Linked DNA regions of Mus musculus: region 2 is linked to region 1. The links are chromatin loops, found by intact Hi-C in ENCODE. Cell type or tissue: left cerebral cortex. All regions are shown on one strand. Links, peaks and the distances in the headings refer to the core of each region. The heading gives the core; the rest is flanking DNA.

Region 1 (7,565 bases), core at 1,325-5,324:
TGAGTGTGTTGGCTGGCATCATGGGTCCACAGATTGCTTGCTAGAATTCAAAAAGGCGTTTGCCTCATGCCCTCAGTGACACATTTATTTCCACAAATCAGCCATGCTTGCATAACTTGACTGAATTATAAAGGAGCAGAGATTCCCCCCACCCCCATTTTTGCATCCTAAGGAAACTTTGGCTGCACAGGAGCTAAAACTCAGTCTTGATTTGTATCCAGTTTTAAGACACGCATCACTGATCTTTGGGGAGGAGGTTGTGATGTCACAGTCTGAGGCAGGCACCCCAGGGTAGGCATAGCCTCATTTGCCACTCTTACCCTTTTGTTTTGGAGAGTTATTCTATTTTGTATTTGAGACAATGTCTCATTTATGTACTCTGGGCTGGCCTAGAACTATGTAGGGCCAGGCTGGTCTTGAACCTGTAAAGATCTGTCTGCTTCTGCCTCTGAAGTGCTGAGACTAAAGGCTGGTGCTCCCATGGCTGTCATATTCCATTTTGTTTGCTGTAGAGCAGGCTGGTAGTGATGGTATTGCAAAGAAAAGAGGATGGTGGCACCTTTCTGTTTAACCCCAGGGTATGAGTGGATGGTGTGGTCTGAATGTGTTTCCCAGAGTGCACGTTAGAACTCAGTCCCCTACTGAAAGTGATGTGAGTGACCTGTGATGGGAGATCAGTGCCACCACCCTAGCGTTGCATTAGTTATCCCTAGGAACACACTTCAGATAAAAGGACAGCCTCACACCCCATGTCCTTCACACCCCGTACCCTCTTCTCTCTTCTCTTTTCTTTCCTCTCTTCCCCTCTCCTACCTTCTACCAAGGGATGACACAGAGGGAATCGCCTCACTGGATATTGCCCTGGATCTTGGCTTCCCAGTCTCTAGAGCCATGGAAAATAAACCTCTCATCTTTATAAGTCTTTCTTCCAGAATGGACTAGGACAGTGAGCATCTGGGTTCTTCATTACATTACATTATATATAAATGGTTGCCCGGGGAGACTCACAGTCCGTAAATGATGCTTATTGAGAATGTGGTCCAGAGGGAATGGGATGAATGTCTTGTCTTCAATCAGACACAGTGGTACAACACTAGAATAGCCTGGCGATGACTGGCAGAAAAGGCTGAGAAACAGGGGCTGTCAACGGGGTGCCACCACTCTGTTTTGATGAATATCAACTCATTCAATATTCATGCAGCCCTAGCACGTGGGTACTGTTCACATATTGAATTACAACAACTAAGAAGGCAGAGTAAACTGTTTTAGGTCTAGCCATTTTGATTCAGAGCCATTATCATGTTCCCAGGTGGTCCAATGGATAAACAACCAGGACCTGCAACTTTCTCTCCCCTGTTGTTGTGTTTGTTTTTGTTGGGCAAGGTCTTGTTGTATAGCCCAGGTTGGCCCCAAGATCAAGATCCTTTCACCTCTGGTGTGTGTGTGTGTGTGTGTGTGTGTTCATGTGTGCATGTATGCATGTGTATGCACATGTGAATCAGATCAGATCAGGGTGTCTTGTCTCTTTATTGCTATCTGGTGTGTGTGTATGTATGTGTGTGCACATGTGAATGTGGAGGTCAGAGAAGCGTGCCTTGTCTCTCTTTTGCTATCTGCCTCCTTGCCTTAAGGAAGTTCTCTCACTGAACAGGAAGCTAGCCATTTGATTAGGCTGACCACTGAGCTCCCGGACCCACTATCTTTACCTCATATGCCTCTGCCTTCTGAGTTCTGGGGAAACAGAGATGCGGTAACACACCTGGTTTCTTGTTATTCACTTTTTACCAAAAAAATATCAAAAGTAGGATTCCCATCTCCTGAGAGAATTGTGCCCTGTAAGGATATTTTCATGGACTTAGTAGAAGAGAATGCTTTGAATCACCTCTCTTCTCATTTTCTACAAGCCTTTTTAATAAAGGTGTTGTGTGTCCTTGAATAACTTTGACAGAGATACATGGAACTGTGATCAGAAAACACTAAAAACTTTAGTAAGTTAGAGACAGAGAGTGAGAGAGAGTAAATGAGAGAGCAAGAGAGTGAGTGAGAAAGAGAACAAAAGAGAGAACAAGAGAGAGAGAGAGCAAGAGAGGGCAAGAAGACACTGGGCATTGGTTCTGTCCTCCTATGCAGGGCCTTGGGACTAAACTCACATTATCAATTTGGGTAGCAAGCACCTTTACCCACAGAACTGTCTTGCCAGCCCAATAATTCCTTTTAACATAGCCTCCAACATAAAACCTGAGCCTCAAAATTTAGTCCTTTGTGCCACATCAAATTTCCCTGAGCAAGCAATCATGGATAGACTATTGATTCTGGGTGTGAACTATGTCAGAAATTATCTATAAGTAAATGGTGGCTATCAGAACCAACCTGTCATGCATAAGCTCCTACAAGACAAATGTGACACATTCATGTCACTATAAGTTGAAGAAGTGGGGTAGTTGTCGTTGCCTTCAAAGTGAAGGCCACACTCATGGTAACCTGCCTTTCATCACCTACAGGTGACTTCACATTTGTGGTTCTCTGTAATACCTCTTTCTTCCCTTAGAAACTCCTGTCATATATTTCTTTTTTAACCCCCCCACCCCATATGTTCATAAAGCAACTAGGAGAGAAGAATTCTGGGAGTAATGTAATATCCACATACAGGAAACTAAAACTGAGGCTGACAACAGAACTTAGTTTTCATTTTTATACACTTTTGCATGTGATTATTTTTAATAAAATTTGAGTGTCACTCACTTTCCATGATATAAAATACTCAGAGGGCCAGCAAGATGGCTCAGTGGGTAAAGCCTGAGTTTGGTCCCTAAAACTCATGTAAAAGTGAAAAAGAAAGAGCCCCTCCCCCCCCCCTCCGCAGTGTCCTCTGACTTCCACACATGCTGTGGTGTGTATGTAACCGTACTCTGTACACACAGGAACAATAATAAGTAAATCATTTGAAAAGCTAGCAATGCGGTGGGCAGATGGCTTAGTTGATAAAGCTCTTCCCAAGTAAGCATAGGGACCCAAGTTCGATTCCCAGAACGTTGCTGAGCATGACTACGTGGTGAGGATCTGAGGGAAGCCTTGGGTGTTCAAAGAGAGGTGGGACTCAGAGCACATGAGACATGAATACTTAGAACTTTTAACTCAAGCCAAGTGCACTGGTTGGCTTTGTGTCAAGTTGCCACAAGTTAAAATCATCAGAGAGGAAGGCACCTCAGCTGAGAAAATGCATCCATGAGATCCAGCTGTAAGGTACTTTTCTCAATTAGTGATCAATGAGGGAGGGCCCAGTCCACTCTGGGGGATGCCATCCTTGAGCTGGTGGTCATAGATTCTGTAAGGAAGCAGAATGAGCAAGCCATGGGGAGCAAGCCAGTGAGCAGCACCCTCTGTTGCCTCTGCATCGGCTCCTGTCTTTGGGTTCCAGCCCTGCTTGAGTTCCTGTCCTGGACTATGAACTGGAACTGTAAGCCAAGCCAACCCTTTCTTCTCCAACTCCCTTTTTGGTCATGGTATTTTGTCACAGCAATAAAACCATGACTAAGACACCAGCAAAAACTCCAGTGAGCACCAAAATTATCTTCTGCTGAGAGCATCGAGCAAGCAGTGAGAAAACAGGGTGGAGATAGCTCACAGAGGAGAGCATATTCGAGCTGCATTTTGAAGGATTTGTTTATTCACTCTTAAGACATTATTGAACACATTCTGAATGCCAGACATCAAAATAGACTCAGTGGTAAAAACCAAAGCAAACCAATCAAACCAACCAACCAACCAACCAAATCCCAATACATGTCCAAGTCTCACTTTCAGATTAGATACAGATGCAGAGATGGCATCACAAGTCATGACATGGTAAGGCTGACGTGGTGAGGCATGGACTTGACTAGAGCAGATAGTCACAATCTTGGTGATGCAGGTAGTGTGGGTCTCTGACAGGAGATACCATCACTAGCCAAGAGTTCAGTCAGAACCATTTGTACCTGAGGGGCACTGATCCCGGGACCGGAGTTGTCAACACACCTCCTGCAGAGGCTAAAAGAGATGTCATCTCACCCTTGTATCATGGCACCAGCATTTAGGTGTCCCTTATGGGTAGCTGAACTTGAAAAGGAAGAAGAGAAACAACATGCATGTGAGTGTAGTTTAAGCTTAGTGTTTACCCAAACTTCCAGTCCAAAACTGGAAAAAACTCTGAGGTAACACTGACTGCTAAAGTCGATTGCTCAAATCAAATTAAATCAAATCAAATACTGATGGCTCAACTTTTACTGCTGCCTCGATGAAAGGGAGTTCAGAGGGGGAATTCAGTGGGTCACACAGTTATGTTTACATTTGTATAAGTCTCTAAAGCAGGAAATCCATGGAGACAGAAAGTTAGATGAGTGTTTATCAGGGGCTGCGGAGCAGAAGTGGGAGCGGCTGCTAATGGGTCTGGAAGTTTCCTTTGGAAGTGATAATAGGGTTCTGGAATTAGAAAACAGCAACGGTTTTCCAGATTGGTGAGCCTTGAAGACTTTAAAGCGATCTGGTCTGTGACTTGGTGACTTGTATCTCAGTGGAAACACAATGATTAGATTGGTTAAAGAAAACAGAAGCTAAGATTTCCTTTATGGATCTGAATGGTGATATGCACAAAGTCTGCTATCTCTGACAATTGTTAATCAAGCCATGCTTCCTCCAGCCGTCCCAAAGCTGAGGCATGTCGGATGAAAGCCCATGACTCCATGACATTATTCCTACTCAAACAATAAGCCAGGATAGGAGTTCAATGCGGCTACCATGTATAGAAAACAAGTTCTTACACACACACAAAAAGAAGCAGCGTGCAGGGTGCTGATGTCAGTGTGAGGTTCCATATGCAAACCCAGTTATTTTAAATCAACTTTTTACCTGCTGACTTCCCCCTGTGCTTTTAATAAAACAGATAAGTCTTATAATCTATCAGAATGCTTGTTAAAAACATGCCATTGAATTTCTTGATATCATTGGATATACTGAATCATTACAAATTTTTGAATTAGGTCTTTGCGAATTAAAAAAATATTGATTTATTTTAATTTTAAGTGTATGAATGTTTTCCCTGCTTGTCTGTGAGCCAAGTGTATGCCATGCCCGTGGAGGTCAGAATTGGGGTGGGATTCCCCTGGAACTGGAGTTACAGATAGTTGGGAGTTACCAGTGTGGGTGCTGGGAAGTGAACTTAGGTCCTCTGGAAGAGCAGCCAGTGCTCTTTAACCCCTGAGCCATTTTTCTCCAGTCCCAAGTCTTTATATCCTTAGAAGAGAAAACTTATGTGTGGAAATGAATTGCTACGGTTCTGTATTAACAGCAAGATGGGGTGAATTCATTTTGTTCCCATCGTCTCTGCATTTGGCTACACTGTCACCATATTCTTCAAACCCCAGAGCTGACCAGTGGCCAGTCCTCGCTCAGCTTACCCCTCTGATGCCTGGATATGAGTCCCTGACTGCTGCCGTGGTTTATTTTACCATCTTTTGCATCTGCACCCTTCTGTCTGTGGACTGCTTGCTGGCCATCTGGCTTCTCTCACGATCTAGAGTTACCCCATTAAAGCAATCACCTGACTCACCCTTTTGAACTCTGGGTTCATCATGGCTCCCTTCTTTCTGCACCTAAGATTATTTAACTTGATAAAACTATAATTTCCATAATTTTCTCCTTTAACTCCGTTCTATCTTTATAAGCCTGGAGTTTATGATTCTTAAATGTCTTTCATAAAGACTGTTTGTTTCTTTTAGGCTTTTTGATCCATCACTGATCAAAACCCTGTTGGCTGCTTATGATTCTTTCTCAAACAAGTCGGTGAAGAAATGAATCATGGCACTGGGGTTTTTGTTGTCTATCTTGCTACTCTCCTGGATGCTTTGTGTTGATGTCTAGGAGCTTGTGGGCTCATGGTGGCCTCTGAAGTACTAAAGTATGCAGATGCACTTATCATCTACAAGTAAAAATACACACAACGCTTTCATTTGTATCTTGAGTTCTCTCTATATTTTTGTGCCGGTTTTTCTTAATCCACGTTGTGATTTTCCAGAATCCTTCAGTTCTCAGTTGAAAGTGGCCCTCCCTTTCCTGCTGTCTTCTGTTTTAGCTAGATACATGTTTCTGATGACTTTGTTTTTAAAAAAAGTAACTTTGTAAAACATATGTTTCCATTTTTTAAAAATGAGTCAAAACTTGCTTTCCTCTATCATCATCAATCATTCAGTTAAACATAGTTTTAATAGTAGAAATGGAAAGGACAACCAAAGAAATATTTAAAAATAACTTTGACGATTTTAGGAAAGAATGAGGCAAGTTATCACTTTAAGTGAGGATTCTGTGTCTTTATCAAATTAACCATTGAGAGCTCTTCAAACAGTTCTCTCTTCCCAATAATACAAATATACCAGCCTATCTGCCTGATGGTTTGGAATAGCAGAAGAAGGAAAGAATGCTGGTTATCTTCTGTCCTGAGAAGTAGGGGAGAGAGAGAGAGAGAGAGAGAGAGAGAGAGAGAGAGAGAGAGAGAGAGACAGGGACAGAGACAGAGAAAGACAGACAGACAAACAGAAGAGATTGAGATTAGGACATTTGGTTAAAGTACTTAAGGAAGCGATTGAGACTTCTGACACATCAAGAGAACTGAGCACATCTGGCCAAGGACTTAGTGTTCCATGCTGCCCCAAGTCTTTATATGCTAAAGATACAGAATTGGAAAGTGCAAGGTTGACACCTGGGAAGGTGAGGGTACAGCACAGTTCCAGGCCAGGGCTGGAGGATCTGCAGACAGGCTGTTCTCTGCAGACTGTAGGGGCTAGCAAGAGGTGGAGTCAGCGAGTCAATGGGAGGGGATAATCCTCAGAGGGAGAGCAGACCACCAGCTATAGCCTTCTCCAGTTAGGCTTTGAAGCCCAGAAGCCACCCAGGAGACAAGGGATAAAGCCCTGGAGAAAGAAGTTGAGCACATCAGGACCAAGAGCCCAGGTTTTCCCTACCACTCCCACTGGAGGATGCTAACTTGCCTCCCACCTTCTGCCGTACCATCTTGGGAAGAAGTGAAGCAGGGGAGTGTCCCTCCTATGGAAGATTAGGCATTTTTATTTTGATGAGTGATTATTTCTTTAAAAAAATAATGAAATCTATAGGCTGCACTAAATTTTTGATTATTATATGTTCATTTTATATATTACTATTATACATACATATTTGTTGCATATATGTATTTTATTATGTATACATAATAAAATACAACATGTATATATGTTTGTTGTATATAACTTCTGTTAACTAGAAATATGGATTTGAATTAAGAAACTACGTATTTTTAGGCTTTGAGAACTTGTATGCAACAAATATTTTTCTTTGCTAATTTTTGTTTGATATTAAAGTAAGTCCATCTTAACTATAAAAACTTAAAATAATAAATGTGTCTTTAATGACTGTAGATATAGCTATAGCAGTGTCACAAAAAAATCTGTGTTTTGTAAAATTTTAGGGTCTTTTCATTTATTCGGTTGTAACCTAACCTATGAAATTACTGATATTTGACTGTTTTTGACTTATGAAGT
Region 2 (7,565 bases), core at 1,889-5,888, 74 kb before region 1:
TAAGCTTTGGGGTACAGAGTGACGGTGTCGTAGCCCTCTGGGGGCCTCGTGCGGGCTCTCGCGTGCGTCTCACAATACAGCTCCCCCTCCACGAAGAAGTAGCCTTTCTGCTTGAGGTTGAGGTTACAGTCGGCACACACAAAGCACTCGGGGTGCCGGTACTTATCCCGGGCCTTGACGACAGCACCTCTGTGGGGAGAAGACACAGGTACAGATAGGTGAAAACATCACAGAAAGAGAAGAGAGAGCGTGCTGCCTGTTTCACAGTCAGGGAACCACAGTGCGCACGGTGTATTTGTATGTGACAGCTCGACCCCACACACCACCACCTTTCTCTGTGAGGTGTGAATAATCTTTAGGCGCTCAGACAGGTAACCCACATAACCTATGTAACTCCGCCCCCTGCCCGCCTCCCTGCCTCAGTTTCTTTACAAGTGGGAGCCATGACTATGGAAGCCGAACCCCATAAAGGGGTAGTGGTGACTGAGCCAGGCTGTGAGCTGCGAGTTGGAAGTTCCACTGATGGCTTCTTATACTCGTGGTTCAGCACTAACTCTACCCGGTAGGGATGGCACTCCCAGTGGGTGGGCTCACCTTAACCAAGGACACACAGTTTACTGTTTTTTGTTTGTTTGTTTGTTTGTTTGTTTGTTTTGTTTTGTTTTGTTTTTTTTAGGAACGATGACTAGTTTTTGAGGGTGGGGGCACTGTGAGTTGTGCGTTTTCAGAAGTGCTGCTAAGCCACCCCCTTTTCTCTCGGGCCCCTCTCTGTTCCCTTAGTTCTAAGTGGGATTCTCTTCCCCACCTCTCTCCTAGACAACCGGACAAATCTTGTCTCTCCTTGTGGTGGGAGAAGAGGATGAAAGGGTGGGAGAAATGTCCACATGAGACACATTTAAGGAAGATAGGACTCCCTCGAAAAATATGAATTAGCAAAGGTGGCTGTTTATATATACATAGTTTCTTGATAATGTAGGCTGACTATATTTTAAAGATTTCCATCTTGATAATTGTATAATTAAAACTGCTGGTCACAAAATGCTTTTTAATTCATAATCTAATGGTCCCTGCATTTGTTTCTCTTCTATAGAGAAAAGTAAGTATCCAAAGATTATATATTAATGAAATTATTTTTTAAAATAGAAAACATGATTCATAGAAATTGTTTTCATATACATGTTTGGGCAGTTTTCTTTTAGTTTGTTTTTATCTCACACAAGCATTTCTGAATATACAGACTGCTGACTTAAGTTCTATGACAATTTGGGGTTATGACTAAGGCACATTGGCCAGATATGCTAAAGTGTTATAAATGTTCTATTTTAAGTTAATGAATAGAAATTTAACTTTTCCAAAATTGCCTTTTCTATATAAAGTACAAGAGATGGAAAACCGCCAGCAAGACACAGAGTGAATTTCCAAGTCACTTAAAAGCGAGACATACACAATACCACTCCCACACTTGTCACAGAGCGGCATCCTCTGGGCACTGCCAGCCCCACCGTGGACTTTCGTAACCGGAGCCCTCACGCTTCGAGTTCCAGCCGGACGGTCATCTGAAAAACAAAGTGTTTCCATTTATGGTGGGGAACAGCTGGCTCCAGTTTGTACTCGGAGACTATTTTAAAGCGAGCACTTTAACGTCTATTTTAAAGTGTGCACTTTAGCCCAAGGAATTCTTCAGTCGCATCTGTGGTTTCAAAGGGAGCAGGGCCCACTGGTGTAAAAGAGACGTGGTTCTGAAATAGGTCCCTTTAAAATGAAACTACGTACAAAATGCGCTGCTGGGAACCATGGCAAGATGCTACAAGGGTTGGGCATTTTTCATTGGATGCCCCGCCCACCCCTCCACCCCACCCCCCACCCCCGGAGACAGGGTTTCTTTGTGCAGTTCTGGCTGTCCCAGAACTCTTTTGTAGACTAGCCTGGCCTCTAATTCAGAGTTCCGTTTGCCTCTGCCTCTCCAGTGCTGGGATTAGAGGCGTGCGCCACCATACCTGACACTCTCATGCTCAGCCACCGCAAACTCAGGATCATTGTGTATCTGCCGACTGTTACGGTCCACAGACAAGAGCTGGGGACCGCGTAACCACCAGACAGGAAATGTGCTTTCCTTTCTTTTCAGACCCTGGAAACCTCTTCTTCACTTTTTGTGTACTGTGTTGTCTGTCCTAGAGATCTCAGATAAACAGAGCCAACATGGCCTTGGCTGTCACGTCCTGTTTCTGTCACCTAGCATAAGGCTTTCAAGGCTCCTCCCTACGCTAGTGTCATTCAGAGCCTCGGGCCTTTTAGAGGTGGATAGCATTCTTTCCCTGGTAGGCTATCAGACTTTATTTATCCACTGGTGTCTCAATGGCTACCTGAGTGCTTCCACCCATTTGGTCCTTGTTAATAAGGAGAATACCACTGTACAAGTGTGTTTTCCTTTCTGCTTTGAGATGTCTGTCTAGGCACAGAATTGCTGGGTCACTTCTGCCCCACCTTCCTTCCAGATTAGATGCCTACCCTTTTTTTTTTTTTTAAAGAATCCTCCATCAGAAATGATGGACCTTATATACGTCTCCCTTGTTTACTGGAGAACACTGATTATTAGATTTATTTATTTATTTAATCACTTTACATCCCACTTACCGACCCCCTCCTGGTCAACCCTTCCCACAGTCCTTCCTACACCCCCTCCCCTTATCTTCTGAGTGGGTAGGGGCCCATCTGGATATTCCTCCCACCCTGGCACCTCACATCTCTGAGGGGCTATGTTCATCCTCTCCCCCTGAGGTCAGGCAAGGCAGTCTAGCTAGTAGAATGTATCCCACATACAGGCAACAACCTTTAGGATAGCCTCCATTCCAGTGGATGGAGCTTGGGGACTCTTATGGAGGAACAGGAGGAAGGATATCAGCCCCCTAAGGGGATAAGAACTCCACAGGAAGGCCAACAGAATCAACTCTCCTGGCCCCTTGGGGCTCTCAGAGTCTGAACCACCAACCAAAGAACATGCACAGGCCAGGCCTTCTCGTTCATATGTAGCAAGTCTGCAGCTTGGCCTTCATGCGGGTCCTGAACAGCTGGGTCATTTCTTGATGAACTTTGTAAGAGGCAGCGGCTCTGCTTTCCTGAGTGGTTTGTGCCATTTCACATCCATACAAGCAATGCGCACAGTTTGCTATTATATCTAAGACTTTACCAACCCATCTTAATGGGGGCACTTTTGCCTTTTGTGTGACTCTTAAAGGGCAGTATGTATCTTAAAGGGCAGTATGTATCTTTTGGGGGGACAAAAAGCATGAACTGGAGTATGAGCCAGAGAAGAACAGAAGTGGGTGAGAGGTCAGCTCTCCATTGTACCACCTGTGTGACCTTCTCTAACGCCACTTTTCTTATGCCTCTGTTTCTCATTCGTCAAATGGGGCAAATAATGGTTTCTGTCTTCCTGAGTCATGGTGAGAGTTCGGTAAAACTATCTGCAAGGTGCTTCGGCAAAGAATGAGGTGCACGGTAGGTTTGATTTCATGCTTATCTCTCTCCCCAAGGTTGCTAATACTCTAAGGAGTGGGGAGGGAAGGCTGAGAAATCTTACAGCATCTGTTGAAAACGAACTCTTTGATTAATCAACTACAGCGGCCCCTGACTACTATGGATAGAATTTGGGTTTGGGACCTCTTTATTTAAATGAGTGGCTTCATTTTAGTCCTCCCTCTCCACCCATCCAAGGGCCATTACAGAAATGTCAGTAGACACTGATGGCGCTCACCAGGCCCGTCATTCACCAGATCCTGCAGCACCCTGAAGGAGCCCGACTGGCGAGGAGCGGCTGGGTCATCCCGGTTGTCATGGAGCATGCGGTACACGTCCGACTGAGGGGGCACTGAAGCTGTGGGTTCACTGAAACACAAATATAGCTGGTGACACATCATCAGGAGCCCCGGGAGGCAACGTGACAACAAATATCCTCCTCTGTTTACAGCAAGAGCTGAGCAGGGCTTACTCTCAAGTGAATCTCTTGGATAAGAAATACCATTTGAATTCACCTAGGTGAAATCTGCCAGGACATGGCAATTTTCAAAGACAAGACTTATGTCTGGTTGATGGCTGTATAATTACAGATATGAACAAAACTGCCCCCCCCCTTTCCCTCCCAGAAAAAAAGACAGCAGACACAGTAGTGTAGGAGGGACTCCTTTTGATTATTCTTACTCATAGAAGTTTAAATATTCCTATTTATGATATGAAACCAAGTTTCACATAGTTTGTAAGTTGATGAAATTCACCCGGCAGTGTTTCTAACCACATACTGCAGTAACTCATCAATGTGTTTGTTAAACTGATTATGCAATTTTTGAGAGAGTCACATTGATAATAATGAAACTTTTAAAAACATTATTTATTATTACTTTTTCATAGTAATAAAACTAAGTTTTATCTACTGTGCTTTTAGTAAGTATATTAATAATAAATGATTAAAGATGTAATTCTACTTGTCAGGCAATATTAAAAGAAGCAATGGGATTTTATTTCATAATAAATCTTTTAAATAGGAGGAGCTCCGTGACAAAGTACTTGGAGCAGACATTAACAATGAAGAAGAAACTAGTCAGAATAAGGACTAACAGGAGTTGAATGTCTTCACTAACAACTGGAAACATCTGCTTATAAAAACTTAAAGCAATGCAAACATTTAAAACAGCAAAAACAATTCCTCTCGGCACAATCCCATTAGAAAAACAGAAAGGATCATCTCATAATAGTGTTTGGACACGCCCCCTCCCGTTTCGTCACCTACAAAAGACAGCCGATGTAAGTAAAATCTTAAGCCACCTCTGAGAATACTAAATCCTGGCACTTACAAAGAACACTGCAACTTTTAAATGGAGATTTGGTCTTTATGTGATTTGATTTTAACCAGGCTTAAATGTTTGCAAAACATTTTTTCCCCCTTAAAGCTTTTGCATAGCCTTCTTTCCACCAAGACAATGTTAAAAGACAGCATTAAAAGTCGACATCAGCCACATGTTTAGTCAGTATGCCCCCAGTTCAAAAAGACTCATATTACCTCATGGAGGATGTCTCCCCTAGAGCTGTGGCAACCTGACCCTGAAGTGTTTCCATAATATTGTCATCTGAGTACAACTGCATAGGCGTGTTAAACTGAGCGTGTACGATCTTCACGCCCGGAAGTTCCATTTCCAAAGGAATGTTAGGGGCCATCTTAGCAGCAACTTTCAAGTCACCCGGGCAGATTGTACTAACGGTACTGACGGAAGAAGGGGTGCTACGTCCACTGCCACAGTCAACACCGGAAGGAGTGCTGCAGCCACTGTGTTAATGACCGCGTTACGCAAAGGTGATGCAGGGAACCGGAAGAACACAGAAAAACGAGTACAGAGAAGTTAGAAGGAAGTAGGGACAGAAGAGGCCATCACATCAATCTAAAACACCGGCTAGAAGGGGTTTCGAAAATTGACTTTGTAAAAGGTACATGCAAAAAAAAACCGTGAACAAATCTAAAAGTCGCGGGCGATACTGCATTTGTTGGCTCAATTCTGTCAAGTTGAGGGTTAACACGTACACGAGTTGTACTTTATAAAGCAGGTATATAACACACCTGTCCTCGTTGTCTTAAAAGTAGGTGAAATAATTTAGTTTCTGACGATATCACAGGTAAATGGTAGAGGGAGATTAGCTGGATATCCCTTTATGACTCTGAATTTTATAATTAAAGTATTAATGACTGCTGTTTAATGAATAGTATCACTTTGCAGTGTTAAAACTTAGGCTAAATGTTTCAAAATAAGCATGCTTCAGTCATAAAGTCAAGCTTTGACTGCAAAATCATTCATTACCTATGGATAAGGCTAAATAAAGATTTTTAGAGCTATTTTATCAACATTTTACTGTTACTATTTCAATATATTATTTTTTTGTTCACTTATTTTTGTTAAGAACATACTTTAAAAACTGTTCTGTAACTTAATACAGGAGCTAGAAACGGTCAATAAATGTGTATCCCCTTGCCCTTGATGACGACAGAGCAAATAGTTCACCTCCCATTATTTAGATGCTACTCAAGGCTAATGTTTGTCTCCTTTGTACACATATGCCTCATGCAAGATTTTGGTCACACACATATATTTCCATGCATGTTTTGTATTTCCCTTTAAGGAGAAAGTTTAGGGACTTTAGTAATATTACAGAGGTTGGTCACCCTAGTCAAGAACTAGGGAGATTTTGTACTCTTTATGAAACTGAATTGGAGACCAGGCACAACTGACATGCATTTTGTTAATTAACTAATCAATCAATTAATTAATTAATTTGGCACTGGGAATTGAACCTAGGGCCACATGCATGCTAAATAGTCAGTCTCTGAGCTACATCCTTAGGGACAGTAAATCCACACAGACATACATTTTATGAGAAACTGGAATGTATTAAGAGAGTCTTCAAAAATGCACAGCCATTTAGAAGAAAGCAAAAAGAGGTACTGGTATTAAGGTAAACCTCTGTTATAATCGATTGCCTGTTTGTTACTGTTGCAGTGAACTTGAGACAGGTACATCATATATGTGATCAACAATATGATCAACAATAAGGTCAACAATCTGATCTATGACTGATGGGGCCTCAACTCTGCATTTACTTTAAAGGGCTACTGTTTTTACCATAGAGCCCCACATAGACACCAAAACCCAACACCCAACAGGTTGCTGAGCAGTGGGCTTGTAAAGTCAATGTCGTAGCTGGTTAGTTTAGAAAATATCATCAATAATTTAGTTAATTTTTTTTTTCGAGACAGGGTTTCTCTGTATAGCCCTGGCTGTCCTGGAAACTCCTTTGTAGACCAGGCTGGCCTCGAACTCAGAAATCCACCGGCCTCTGCCTCCAAAGTGCTCGGATTAAAGGCGTGCGCCACCACCGCCTGACCCAACTTCTTACACCATCCCTTTAACTCCTGCCTATTGAGAATCTGTTTAAAATCCAACCAGTACACAAGTTAGGTCATGGACCAAAATAGCATCTGACCTTTTTTAGGCTCAGCACTATTTCCCAAAATTGAGTTTAACTGCTAAAAGAAAGGAAGAAACGTTCTTCTTGTAGAGCAGATTGGTCAGGGTTAAATGATTTGATGTAAGCAGAATGAGGTTCATGAACTTGGAAAATGGGCCTTGGAGACAGTGGGTTAAATCTTGAGGGACTTGGGCCAAAAATAATGGATCCACTTAGGAAAGATTGAGAACGTCTCTGGCTTCCTGTGTCCCGTGTGGGATGCTAGATGCTGGATAAACTATTATCAATGGGAATTCAGAGATAGGCTTTATTTTGATATGTAATTAGTAATCCTTGCCTGTTATTAGGGATTGTATATAGATATGGATGTGCATATGGTTTTAATTTGCCAAAGATTATGTCTCTATTCCTCCTTCCTTTATCGTTTGAGTTAGGGGCCCTGTGTCTACTAAGTAGAGGAAATGATGTAACAGCAGCAAGCGTGGCCTTTTATAAACATCCAAGACAATATCGAAAGAGTTCCTGTGTTGGTGACTTAAATAAGACCATTCTCAGGG

The links. Peaks named below come from ENCODE experiments on the same cell type or tissue, not always from the same donor. Only the 100,000 strongest peaks of a DNase experiment are listed, where the experiment ranks them.
Region 2: it touches region 1 in a loop (1.8-fold over the local background); 1 of 42 quality-filtered maps calls a loop at or near these places.

What each region holds. Positions count from the first base shown.
Region 1 is chr8:45,837,024-45,844,588 of GRCm38, reverse strand. It overlaps Gm51530 (a long non-coding RNA gene), which reads left to right. Exons shown (of 3, transcript XR_003947383.1): 3 at 1-34. Among named protein-coding and RNA genes, the nearest start is that of Gm51530, 4.8 kb to the left of the region's middle. In left cerebral cortex, for the core only: no CTCF peak of the experiment used is centred there; a DNase peak (open chromatin) is centred at 3,555.
Region 2 is chr8:45,911,449-45,919,013 of GRCm38, reverse strand. It overlaps Pdlim3 (PDZ and LIM domain 3), which reads right to left. Exons shown (of 8, transcript NM_001374652.2): 5 at 5,054-5,317; 6 at 3,755-3,885; 7 at 1,445-1,556; 8 at 1-189. Among named protein-coding and RNA genes, the nearest start is that of Ccdc110, 19 kb to the left of the region's middle. In left cerebral cortex, for the core only: no CTCF peak of the experiment used is centred there; a DNase peak (open chromatin) is centred at 3,881.